Regions from separate parts of the Homo sapiens genome. Here region 2 is linked to region 1. Evidence: chromatin contacts called from ENCODE Hi-C data. All regions are on one chromosome and are shown on one strand. Each heading gives the region's core, a stretch centred on a gene start or an enhancer-like site at or near the end of the contact. The rest is flanking DNA. Distances are from core to core; before and after follow the strand shown.

The links. Hi-C counts contacts between places; a loop is a spot of excess contacts on that map. Pooled maps may share reads with other maps.
Region 2: a map of CD4-positive, alpha-beta T cell shows a loop between it and region 1 (8-fold over the local background). The contact joins the promoter of FBXO4 here to the promoter of LMBRD2 in region 1. A Hi-C loop is called at or near these places in 2 of 168 maps with a recorded cell type or tissue (CD4-positive, alpha-beta T cell and naive thymus-derived CD4-positive, alpha-beta T cell) and 8 of 50 pooled maps.

Annotation. Positions count from the first base shown.
Region 1 is chr5:36,149,376-36,155,974 of GRCh38, reverse strand. It overlaps LMBRD2 (LMBR1 domain containing 2), which reads left to right and starts at 4,088. Exons shown (of 18, transcript NM_001007527.2): 1 at 4,088-4,419. It overlaps SKP2 (S-phase kinase associated protein 2), which reads right to left and starts at 3,864. Exons shown (of 10, transcript NM_005983.4): 1 at 3,705-3,864; 2 at 2,933-3,204. The coding sequence starts at 3,712. It also overlaps the pseudogene RNU6-1305P. RefSeq lists enhancers at 3,558-3,747, 3,821-4,804 and silencers at 4,018-4,157, 4,758-4,817.
Region 2 is chr5:41,922,956-41,929,554 of GRCh38, reverse strand. It overlaps FBXO4 (F-box protein 4), which reads right to left and starts at 4,274. Exons shown (of 7, transcript NM_012176.3): 1 at 4,057-4,274; 2 at 2,307-2,542. The coding sequence starts at 4,245. RefSeq lists silencers at 114-408, 3,837-4,016.

The DNA.
Region 1 (6,599 bases), core at 2,839-5,338:
GAGGAAGATCTTCCACATCCACCTGAATGGGAATCACAGCTCTTATTTTTTATTGTATTTTCTCCTCAACTTGACTTGCAAATTCCTGGGAAATAGCAAAGACTCCGGAAACTTCTGTCTTGTTCCCACAGTGCCTTGCTTAAAAAAAATTCTTTTTCACTTGTGGAAGGGCATATAGCAATCACACTCTATGTCAAAAGCTATCGGCACTGGACAGGTTAATAAAAATCTGTTCATCTTAGCAGGAAGTATCTTTCGCCATATTTGGTTGGTCAAGCACCAGATTGTTAGGGCTACATTCCAGACACAAAGAAGAGCGGTGAACATTAAATTTTGAAGAAAAAAAATTTTATACTAACAGGGTCAGAGTAACAATATTAAAAACAAAAGATAAAAGTCCACTAGCCTCCAAAATTGGTGTCAGGAATTTTGTTGGCTTATGTATTGTTACGTGTCAGTGGCATGCTAAGGGTTTTACGTCATTCTCATTTAATCTTCACGACGACCTGTGAAGTGGGTATTATTACAGCACTCCATTTCACAGATAAAGGAACTAAGGCAAAGAAAGCTCGAATAACTTTCCAAGGCTGATAAACGCAAGAATGAGGATTCAAACCCAGATCTGACTTCACTACAACCCTCTACTGCTTTTCTAACTAATCCAATTCCTGATGTATATTCCCAGACCATAAATTGGGCAAAGTTCTCTTTCCTAAAGAAAAGGCTGAAAACAAACGTATTTATTTTCTTAATTAAAAGTGGAATGCATCTCGAATCCGCATGTCTTCCTGCGCAGGGGCCATGCTAATCTTCTCTGTATTTCCAGTTTCAGTATATGTGCTGCCAAAGCGAGCAACCAACCAATCAACTAAACAACCAATCTATCAACCCTTCTGCAAAGGAAACCAGATGGGAGAATTTATGAATATACTTAAATTACCTTGGGTCTGCAAGACTTCATCTTTAAATGTTTAATCTGTTTCTTCTTCGCCATCATCCCCCACCTGATTTCAATTTAGACTCTGATCACCTCTTCCACAGATGATTTCAACAGCCTCCTAAATTCTGTTGACTTTAATGTGGGAATATATCCGGAATCTGACCACCCTCACCCCCAACAAGACTTCAAGCTTTGGCCAGGTGTGGTGGCTCATGCCTGTAATCCCAGCACTTTGGGAGGCCAAGGCTGGAGGATCGCCTGAGTCCAGGAGTTTGAGACCAGCCTGGGCAAGATGGTGAGAACGCCCCCGCAACCTCCATCTCTACAAAAAATAAAAAAATTGCTGGGCGTGGTGGTGCATGCCTGTAGTCTCAGTTACTTAGGAGGCTGAGGCAGGAGAATCGTTCGAATCCAGGTGAAGACAGTGAGCCAAGAGCAGGTCACTGCATTCCAGCCTGGGCAACAGAGCAAGACTCCGTCTTGAAAATATGAAATTTAAAAAAGACCCTAAGTTTCTACCCTTGATGCCCCTGCAGCTGAGTCTCAACACATCAGTGTGTCATTTTTAGAAGGTTAAATCAGGTCCCATCACAACTCTGCTCAACATTACCTCCAGCCTGATCTCCCCCGACTCTCCCTTTCGCTCATTCCACTCTTAGAATATGGCTTCCCTGTTCCTGGAACAAATACGTCACATTTATGCACCAGGGTCTTTGCAGTGGCTGTTCCTTCTGCTTGGAGCTCTTTTCTCCAAGATATTTGCATGGCACACTCCTTGCCTCCTTTATGTCTTTGCTTAAAGGTCACTGTCCAATTGAGGCTTTCTCTCAATACCTGGTTTAAAAGTGCACTCTATCTTCCCACCCCAAGACCTGCATTCCCTCTTGGCTTGTTCTATTTTTGTTTTTAGCCATAGCTCTTATCACCTTCTAACATACTATATAAAAATAGTTATTGTGTTTATTGTATTCTCTCACTAGAATGGATGCTCCCTGAGAGCAGAAATGTTTGTTGTGCCCACTCCTCTATCTCCAGCACCTGGAACACGGCCTAGCACATGGTATGTGCTCAGCAAATATTTGCTGTATTACTGTTTTAAATAGCTTACTAGTAAGAAAAACTGATAACCCCAGGTCAATGCCCTGTTTATCCTATGGCTTTTGCATACTCCAGGGTTCTGGTTCACTCTGGGAGGCACTCGTTCGCCTGCTTGAGGAACTAGGGGATGGGGAGCTATTAAGGAGGGAAGATACAGTAAGTTCTACATTTCAGTCAATCCATTCTAGTTCGGGGGATAGATCTGGGGAGAAGAAGGTTGGAATTATGAATCCACTCCAATAGTTCAGGCAAGAGACGACGAGAACTTGAGAAATAGTTACCAGAGAAGAGGGAAAGATGCGATGAATGACTGGATGTTGGGGGGCGGTGGGAAGCTGACTGACTCTCAGGTTTTCGGGTTGGGTGATTAAACAGATAGTGTCAGCAGTAATGGAGACAGAACATACCAGGAGAAGCCAATATGGGGGTGGGAGTGGGCCTGGGGAGATGTCTCCCCCACTTAGGTGAACGTTCACTTCGCAGTCCACTGATAAATAACTAAAGTGATTAAGGCAAAAAGATCACTCAGGGGTACAAAGCAAAAGGAATCCTACAAGAAGACCACTGTTTATGTTTCTGTTAAACGGTGAAACTGAGCTGGCCTTGAGGCAGGCAGATTCCCTTCTAAGGAAAAAGGCAGGAATGTCTTCTCATGGGTTAAAATTTTCAAGGTGATTATGCACCAGAACATACATATATATATATATATATATATATATATATCTACCAAGATTCCTGCATACTTGACGACTTGCCCTATTTTGTTGAAAAATAGCTTCAGAATTAGGCAATCTTAAAAGGAACCCATGCTAAAGATCTCTGAACAAAGGTTTCCCAACAACATAGCTAAATCCACCCTTTGCATAACTGACATTTTTACCCTCATGTCCTTACCTGGAAAGTTCTCTCGATTTAGCTTAGGCCTGCGGACAATCACAAAGTCTTTGTCACTCCCTTTGCTCTTCAGCCGTTTCCGTGGGGGGCTCTCCGGGTGGCCCAGGTTTGAGAGCAGTTCCTGGGGGATGTTCTCACTGTCGGGCTCCTCTTTCTCCAGGGCGGAGACCCCCATGCCTGACAGCAGTTCAGAAGTCTTGCTGGAATCCCATCCCCACGTGAAGCTGGTGGCAACGTTGCTACTCAGGTCTGGAATCTCCTGGAGGTGCTTCCTGCAGAAGTGCACAATACCCCCGGTTCCTTTCGAAAACACACCCATAAATAATTTCAAGGCAATTAAAGAAGCTGCAGTTTATGCATTGTAGGAAACCTTCACAGCAGCTAACAGAATCGCATTTTTTATGTGCCTGCGGCGAGTTACCAAGAAAACGAAGAAATGAAAAGAACAAATCGAGAAGGCTTTTTGACTTACGATCCTGCAGAAGGCCTCAAGAATTTCTCCCAGTGGAGGGAACAGACAAGGAGAGAGACAGGGCAATCATACACTGATTGAAAACGGTGGCAGAAAAGCCCAATTAGGGAAGCCAAATAAAACCACACGCTGATCCCCGCACTAAGGCATCCATCCATTCACACTTTCCCCAAGAAGGGGCTAAGCAACCATTCACTTAACAGCATTACTAACAATATTAGCCAGTAGCGATATTCGCGGCCTAAAAGAATTATTAAGAGGGTCCATTTCATGCTCTTCCCCTTTTTGCAATCCGTTTACCTGTGCATAGCGTCCGCAGGCCCGGGAGTTTAAAATACGTGCATTAACTGCAGAGCTGCTCGCCTCCCAGATTCCCGCTTTGGCGCGCGGCGGCTCCGAGCGTGCTGCTCGGGCCCCCAGCAGCCAGACCCGCTAAGCCTAGCAACGTTCCATCCCCACTGCGCGCGCAAGGCTCTACAGCCCGCTCTGCTTCGCGGCCGCACTGAGGCCCAAGGCCTGCTGGGAATTGTAGTTTCCGTCCCGCTTCGTAGTCCGACGGGCTCGCCCTTACTTCCTTCCCTTGCAGCTTTACCCGCCTTCGAGATACCCACAACCCCCCGCGGGAGCGGGACTGGTCGGCCCACGGGGTAGGCGGGGAGGCGGAAGCGGGCGGCGCTACGGCTGACTGGGAAATGTCAGCCGCTGGACTGTAGACGGATTTTCCTTTCTCGGGAGCCCGCAGGCCTTCTGGTGATCGCCAGCGCTGTCGTCTCTGAGCGTGGATCCCAGAACCTGGACAGCTGTGGCGGCCGCCGTTTCCCGGTCCCGTCCAGACGCTGTCTGGCGAGATCGGACGGTGAGCCTAAGGCGGAACGCGTGAGGCGCTTTTGAGTCTGGGGTCCGGGGCCGAGAGCAGGCGGAAAGAGAGGGGACCCGGCAGACCCCGAGTGGCCGCCGCTGCGGGGCCCAAGTCCTTGGCTGCTGAGTGGTGACAGTAGCCCAGCCCGCCGGCCAGGTGAGAGGCTGCGAACTGCTGGCGTCGCACCTGTTCGTCCTTTTGCCAGGAAGCTTCTTCCTCCGTCGGGGAGAAGGCGGCCCTAAGAATTGGGTCTGTGGACGGGATCCTTCCTTTATCTGTAAAATAACGCACAACAGCTAAACACGCCGTTGGAACGAGAGACAATGGTTTAATTTTAGGGGAGCCGGAGACCCCAGCGGGTCCTGTGTGGTGGGAAGGCTGCGCATGCCCTTGCAGCCTTGACAGGTCTCATAAATAGCAACATGGGAATAAATGAAAGGACTGTATTTTGCAACGAGCTTTACCCGTGCACGCAGGGGGCCTCCAGCAAAGCCATTTGGTTGCTTGCTGTCGCTCAGCTGGCTACGTGTGTTTGCGTCGCCGCCTAAAAGCGAGCTGCTTTCAGCCTATCTCTGCTGAGAAGAGTTTGGGGGCAGTAAGAGTAGGGAGCGTGACATATTCCAGGTACAATGACCATGCGAAATCCATTGGGCAAACTATACTACAACTGTGACCCCGGGAAAACAGTGGAAGAGGGAAGGGGGATGAATTCTAAGCCTCATAAAAATGAAGATTTATAAAGTTCATAAGGAAGCATAACAGCTTCATCGCATATTAGAATATTCAGTGATGCTGTATGACACACCCTCTGGTTTCCTTGAAAAAATGATTCGCTCTGTAGTGAAATTAAACCTCCCTTGTGCAGGTATATGCTTGTTTCAAGCTTGGTCCTTAGCTTGAAAAGTAACTGCCTCTTGAGGAAGGAATTCATGAACCTTTAGCTCGTTCTTGAAAGATGAGATTGGTGTAAAGAAGGGATCTGTTCACAACTTGGTTTTGATTGGAACTAGGTGCAGAATCCTAGGCTAAGCCGTTCATCAAACTAATGTTATATGGAAAGCATTTTAAAATGCAATATCCTGATGTTTTACAGAAAGTGACCTTTATGTTACTTTGGCTAAGGAGAAAGCATTTGCCTTTGTTTGAAGCTACGTCCTTTCCCTGAAGATTGCAACTCATAGGAGAAAATATTTTTGACACAAAAAATTATAGTTTCCTTCAGGAAAGGGAACAAAACAGAGAGAGCCTGTAAGCTAATGGAGGAGAAAGAATAAACAAAAATATTTAAGATGCCATAATGAGAATAAACAGTTTTGAGATGTAAAATAATTGGGAGAGCCCACTTCAGATATAGATCTCATAGATAGGAAGGTTTAATCGATGAGATGATTCTAAATTTAAAGATGAGAAATATCTTTGTTCAGTCTTGGTTTTACTAGGAGTTACCTGGGAACTAGAATACTTGCAACATCTGAATTAGTGAACACAAGATCCTCTCTAGGACTTCAGGGAGAGCCTGTCAGTTTTGAAATTCAGTTTGATAGTTTGCCCCGGTAACAGACATACTTCATCTTCCTAATATGGGAATAATTTTTTTTTGCCTTCCTTCTAATCATGACTATTGCCTTAATATAATAAATGCAAGTTTAAATTGGTACATTAGATTCTTTTTAACGTAAGGAATTGTGTCCATTGAAGACGAGATTAGTAGGTACATAGAGGTTGCTATCTGGTCATAAAGAACTGCATTGTGATTGCTACTGATGTATCTTATTTTTTCTGATTAATTTTATTTTTATTTTTTGAGAAGAAATTTCACTCTTATTGCCCAGGCTGGAGTGCAATGGCGCAATCTCGGCTCACCATAACCTCCACCTCCCATGTTCAAGCAATTCCCCTGCCTCAGCCTTCCTGAGTAGCTGGGATTACAGGCATGCGCCACCACGCCTGGCTAATTTTGTATTTTTAGTGGAGACGGGGTTTCTGCATGTTGGTCAGGCTGGTCTCGAACTCCCGACCTCAGATGATCCACCCACCTCAGCCTCCTAAAGTGCTGAGATTACAGGCGTGAGCCTCCGTGCCCAGCCGATTCTTACATCTCTTTAAAAGGAAGACGGTCCACCCTTCTTTGTTTCTCCATCCTGCTGTCTAGATGATGATAGGATTCCTGGAGTTCCAGCATCTGTCCTGGAACATAAGGATTAAAGCCACCTGCTAAGGATGTGGACTATAGAAGGGGCCTGGGCCTCTGATAATCTGCTAACTTGCCATAACCACCTATCTCAAGACTTACACGAGAAATAAATTCTGCATTGTATAAGTCTGTACTATATTGG
Region 2 (6,599 bases), core at 3,025-5,524, 5.8 Mb before region 1:
GACACCTTTATAATATGTATGTGGAGTGCTCTGACAGGGAAAAGCACAAGGTGCCATGGGGGTGGGAGTGGCCCAGAAGCTAAGGAACTCTTCCCCCATGAAGTGGTTACTTACTTTCTAATCTTTAATTTAGATTCTCTCATGGAACATTTGAATGGTGAAATTTTACTACATAAAGGTTCTCAACCCTAGGAGGTTTATCCCTGCCCCCCTGGAACATTTGGCAATGTCTGAACAACAAGTTTATTGTCACAACTGGGGAGGGGAGAAGAAGTTAGCAGAGGCCAAGGATGCTGCTAAACATTAATCCTACAATGCATAGGGCAGGCCCCAGAACAAAGAATTATTTGGCTCAAAATGTCAATAGTGCCAAGATTGAGAAACTCAGCACTAAAGATAAGCTACACACAGATAGTTAGCACAATATCCCTACAGGTAAAAAACAAACAAACCAAAAAAATTGCTAACACTACCAATATAACCAAATTTCAAATGTCTTGGGTACTTCTATTAATAGCCTCAAATATAACAGTTTAGTAAGAGTTAAATGAGGGAGGCTCAAATGATCCTTGCAGCAAACCTAGCAAACTAAGAATGATGTAAAACAATTCCGTTTCTTGCAATAGCTATAAATCTCTAAAGTACCAATTATGCATTTTATCAAAAATTAAAAGTTGCCCAAATCAAAATAAAACCTAAAGTCCTTCAAATAAGTCAAGCTGGTTAACAAAATCACTAACCTAACAAAATCCTTTTATTAGAAACCTTGTAACTCATGAAGGGGAAAAAACAAACACAAAACAACTTTGAAGCTGGATAGACCTGACCAAGCCTCACTACTTTTAGTTATATGAGCCACTTACAGTCTGAATTTCAGTTTCTTCATCTGTATTATTTGAGCAACAGAAATAACTCAGGGTTGGCCGGGCGCAGTGGCTCACGCCTGTAATCCCAGCACTTTGGGAGGCCAAGGTGGGTGGATCACGAGGTCAGGAGATCAAGACCATCCTGGGTAACACGGTGAAACCCCGTCTCTACTAAAAATACAAAAAATTAGCCAGGCGTGGTGGCGGGTGCCTCTAGTCCCAGCTACTCGGGAGGATAAGGCAGGAGAATGGCGTGAACCCAGGAGGCGGAGCTTGCAGTGAGCCGAGATCGCTCCACTGCACTCCAGCCTGGGCGACAGAGCAAGACTCCGTCTCAAAAAAAAAAAAAAGAAAAGAAAGAAATAACTCAGGGTTGTAAAAATGATAAGTACTTTATATGACCATAAATGGTAGTTACTATTATTACTATTCCCTGGGCAAAATCTAATTCCACAGCCTCATATACACTTGATGCAATGGTTAGCTATTGTACAGGTATTGCCTAGCAAGTGAGATACAGCAGCACTTGCTGAGATTATCTATAACAGACAACACACCTTTGAATCAAATAGTCTCACAACACTTGACATAATGGCATCTGTATTAGAATAAGGAAAGGCTCTGAATAACTCAAAATTTGAAAAAAAAATTCTGTATTTTGCTACTGAGTCAAGCACAACAATTTTTAAAGAATAAATATTTTGAAATTTTTAAAATAATGCGTTAAATTTGAGTTTCTCAGAAAAACAAGCTATATCCAGATATATAATGTCATTATATATCTTTGAGGTAGCATAATGGGGTTCCAGTCTGAATAGTCCCTTACAAGCTATATGACTTTAGGCAAATCACATAACCTCCATGAACCTTAATTCCACATCTGGGATACAAAGATAACACCTTCTTGTTGCATGAGGATTAAATGAGTAAAACATACATAAAGCATCCCTCGTAGAATCCAGTACACTGCAGTTGCTCAGTAACATTAATTATCTCACCTACGCAATATTAAAAAATGTCAGTGCTTTTCGGTGCTAATATAATCTTATTTCTCAGAGCCTTTAGAATGGTTTTCTTCTTCCCTGCCAAACAACAGGGGTCTCTGATCATCCTTTTTCTGAATACGGAAAAGTATTTACTTATTTAACAAAATGACAATTGTTCTAAAGATCATGAGACTTTTAAGAAGTCTTTTACTTCTTGCCATCTATACTACTTATAATTATTCAAATACTGGTTAGGCACCACAGGGAAATAATAAAATATTAAAGCTGAAAGGGTCCTATGAAGGAAGTCATTTAACTCCCAGTTTTGACGAGAACAATTAGACCCCAAATCCACGCAACAAATCAGTAGCAGGGTCAGGATTAACTTGGATATTGACTAGTAATACAGGAAAATTTAATAGCTTCTTTTTAATTCATAAAACTAGATACTTACACTGCCATGTAGTCAAAAAATGCACCATCAGTGACCTCAGATATAGGCTTTTTTAAGATTTCTAGATCTGGAAGAGACTTCCAGTCAACAGAAGACCAAGAAGGAAGATCCCTCAACAAAAAGTATCTCCACAGAATTGGATCTCTTACAGTTTCATTCCAATAATGATTTGTACTTCCCAACTGACACAGATCATGAGGTGAAAGAAAGGACAAAATATATAGCTGTACATCAATCTGAAACAGAAGAAAGCAGCAGGTAGGAAAAAGGAATGAAGAAAATAGTTTTTGGGTGATAAACCACATAATCAACAAATAAATAACAAAAGGTCAACTGACTAGTATTTTTAATAACTAAATCTACCATTAATAATTAAATCTATTATTTTCCTGCTATCAGCAAAGGATCATAACTGAACATTTTAGTTTCGTAGTTGTTAAACATTTAATTTCTGAAACACCTGAAACATTCCTGAAAAAGCAACCACTGTCTTGCTATTTTTCCAGCAAAATCACCAGTTCCTTTAATTTTTCCTCAGAGATATTTGGATATACCAGTTAGTTACATAAATTAGTTAAGGAAATAATTTGTCCTTCAAAATAAAACCCATATCAACCTTTATCTGATTTTATCATCAGACCAAATCAAAGAGTGTACATTTGTCTTTTTCTTTTTTGAGACACAGTCTCGCTCTGTCGCCCAGGCTGGAGTGCAGTGGCAAGATCTCGGCTCACTGCAAGCTCCGTCTCCCAGGTTCACGCCATGCTCCTGCCTCAGCCTCCCAAGTAGCTGGGACTACAGGCGCCTGCCACCAAGCCCGGCTAATTTTTTATATTTTTAGTAGAGACGGGGTTTCACCGTGTTAGCCAGGATGGTCTTGATCTCCTGACCTCGTGATCCGCCCACCTGGGTCTCCCAAAGTGCTGGGATTACAGGCGTGAGCCACCGCGCCCGGCCGTAAATTTGTCATCTTAGTTCCTCTACAGAATCTATTAAAATGTTATGAAAAACCTCTGCAAGGAGAAACTTGGAGGCATTCTAAACCTGCAGCTTTCACGTTGATATACACATTGGAGAGAGGTGTCAATAGTCCAAATGAGACAAAGAATTGTAATAATTTTCAATAATTTTTGTTCTCTTCATTTACCTATCTACCCCAAAGTTTAACAATAAGTTATGTGTGTCATTCTCGTGGCCTTGATGTAACTTGAGGCACTTGTAACTTAAGTCATTTATTTTCAACTGAGGGGCCGTTTTGTTTCTTCAAATACACAATAACAGCCACAGGCACAATGTCCTCTTGAGAGGGTAAAAACCTTGGCCCTCCAAGTGTTTTGGTACAGTGATCCGGAATCAAAGACGCTGGGAACAGGGACGCTGGAATGCTTTCCCAAGCTAATCAGCAAGTTGGGAACTGTCTCATTTCCGTAACCGGACATTCAGGGTGTCCTAGTCACATGTGCCTGTTTTGGCGGGTGGAAAACCTGAGGGCGATCGGGAGGGTCCCCAGGGGCCCCATGAAGGTGCTTCCCTGAGATGTTCGGGCCCCCTGCGGAGCACCAGGGTCCACGCCAAGACGCTTCTGATCAACTGTAGCTTCTCGGTGACTACACTGCCAGGAATGGCTGCATGGACGGAGCCAGACCCAGGCCGGGGCGCGAGAGTTCCCCAGGCCCCGGGGGGCTCCAGGGGAGGTCCCTCCGGCCCGGGCCGGCCCCACTGTCCTCCGCGGCCTGCGGCCGACGCTCACCGGCAGCCGCGTCAGGGTGCTGGCCGCCTCATCCACCTCCTCCCGTGAGGTCGTACGCGCCACCCTCTCCTTGCTCACTGACTGCCAGAAGGTCTTCCAGCCGCTGAGGATGGCCGCCTCCAGGCGGCCCCAGTCGCTGAAGGGCGGCGGCGGCGAGTTTGTTCCGCTGCGCGGCTCGCTTCCCGCCATGGCTTGCCCGCAGCGTGGGTGACGCGTCTTAGAGCCACGCTAGCGCGTCAGCCTCCTGCGCAGCTCCGCGCCAGCCGAGGGCGCCCTCGGGCGTTCCGCCTCCCGCTTCTCCCGCGAGTCCGCCTCCAGGGCAGGGTTAGGCCCAGGGGCAAGGGCGGGTACTGGGAGGAAGCCCACTGTGCGTGGCTGTGAGCCGAGTACGAAGCTCCTGTCAACAATTAACTTCCCCAGTAACTTGTGGCCTCAACCTCAGCCACGCCAACCGCAGAGCCCCTGTACAACCTCTGGCCCGCTGACTTCCTGGCTTCATTCAAGATGTTCTCTCCGGGATCATTTCCACTATGCCTGGTCCTAGGCGACTCCGCTTGTTCGATAGACCTCTGCCACTGTCTTGGGCTTAATAACCACTTGCTTCCTTTTCAGCACTACCATACTACGTATGGGGTGTTTTTTGTGTGTGTTATTTCCTCAATCACCAAGTTACCATTTATTTTCTTGAGTATCAGCAAAAACAGACTAGAGAGGCAGTCAGCGGGCCAATTACAAAGAACCTTTTGCCAAAATGAGAAGTCTGGACCCACTATGCAAAAATATAAGCACATTTAAAATTTGCAAGGGCGGCAAAAAACGGCTAGAAGAACCCAGATGTGGTGGTGTTGAAATCCCACTAGTGAGTTTTTTAATTCTCAAACCAGATGCCCATTCTACTTACTTTGGGCTTACTTTAAAAGTGCTTTAAGAGAACGTATTACAAGTTAATCTGTTACATAGAACTGGGTATGTATACATTCAAAAAGTAAATCTCTGAGGATCTAAATGTCAACAGAATCCAAGAAAGCCTGATAACTAAGGTTCTGCAAGGCTCTGTAACATACAAGTTTAAGTTTCATTACATTTTATTATTTGCATGTTGTTGGTAGGGGCCAATAACCAATAAAATTGCAGCCTCGTTTTTGGGAGGCAATCTGGACAAGGACCACGGATTAACCATATGGCATTTCTCATCACTTTCTAGGACACGATTTACTTTGAGAGCAAAAAACGAACTAGAGCAAGAAAAAAAATCAGTTCAAGTATAAAGTATTAAAATGATATCTGTTAAATGAATGAGAAAAACTTTATTACGGAAAATTTTGAACATTTATAAAAGGAGAGTGAATAATATGCTCCTGTGTGCCCAGTATCCAAGATTCCATTACCAACACCTGGTTAATCTTGTGCTGTTGCTATACTCACCTAATACTACACCCCCAATTCTGGATCCTTTTGAAACAAATCCCAGACCTATCATCTGTAAATATCTCAGTATCCGTCCCTAAAAAAAACAGATTTTAAGAAACAGACCACTGTACCTAAGCAATTTTAATTCATTAAAATCACCAAATACCGAGTCAGTGTTTAACTTCCCCATCTGCTTTGAAAATAATTTTTCACATTTGATTTGTTTGAATCATAGCCCAACAAGGGTCACACATTACGGATACTCTTAAAGCTTAAGTTTCATTGTATAGCTCCCCCTCCTTTATTTTCCCTTGATATTTGTTAAAGAAAGCAGGTTGGTCTTTCTGGACCACTCTGGACTTTCTTTTTTCTATATTCTTCTTCTTCTTTTTTTTTTTTTTTTGTTAGTAGAGATGGAGTTTCACCATGTTTTCCAGGCTGGTCTCGACCTCCCAGGCTCAAGTGATCCTCCTGCTGTGGCCTTCCAAAGTGCTAGGATTACAAGTGTGACCCACTGAACACGGCCTGCACACTATTAATGGCATCTCAATAGTGTCTTTAACACATTCGTAAATGGTATTATATACTGAGACTGAAAGCTACAAGTCATTCTCATTTTCTAATGTTCGGAGTGATCAGTGGTTTCACTGGGCTGATCCATTCAAATTTCCTGTAAGTTTTTCACCTCAAAGATAGAGCATTTATCAATGAATATTATTTGCTTACAAGTTATAAAATGTTAGTATTCTAGTTCTATAATTCCTTTTATTAGCTGAATTAAAGAAAAATTTTCCGTCAGTCATTTGATTGTCCTGCTCAAGCCAGAATTAGCTATATTTCCAGAAAACTCTGGCTCATTTTGACGGGAATGGTATTTGAACATGGTTTCCAGGCCTTTCTAGTGTCTTTTATATAGAGAAAACATAACTTCGTGTTATTTCCCATTCAAATTTAGGATTACAGATTGTTTTTACTCTTTGATTTTGTATGTATCTTTTCTCATACACTAAAAATCCTCATTTCTAATTATATTAACATAGTTATGATTAACAATTTAATTACTGAAGAGTTTAAGATTTCTTCACATTTCTTTTTGCCCTTGGATATATCCCATTAAGAATGGACATACAAAT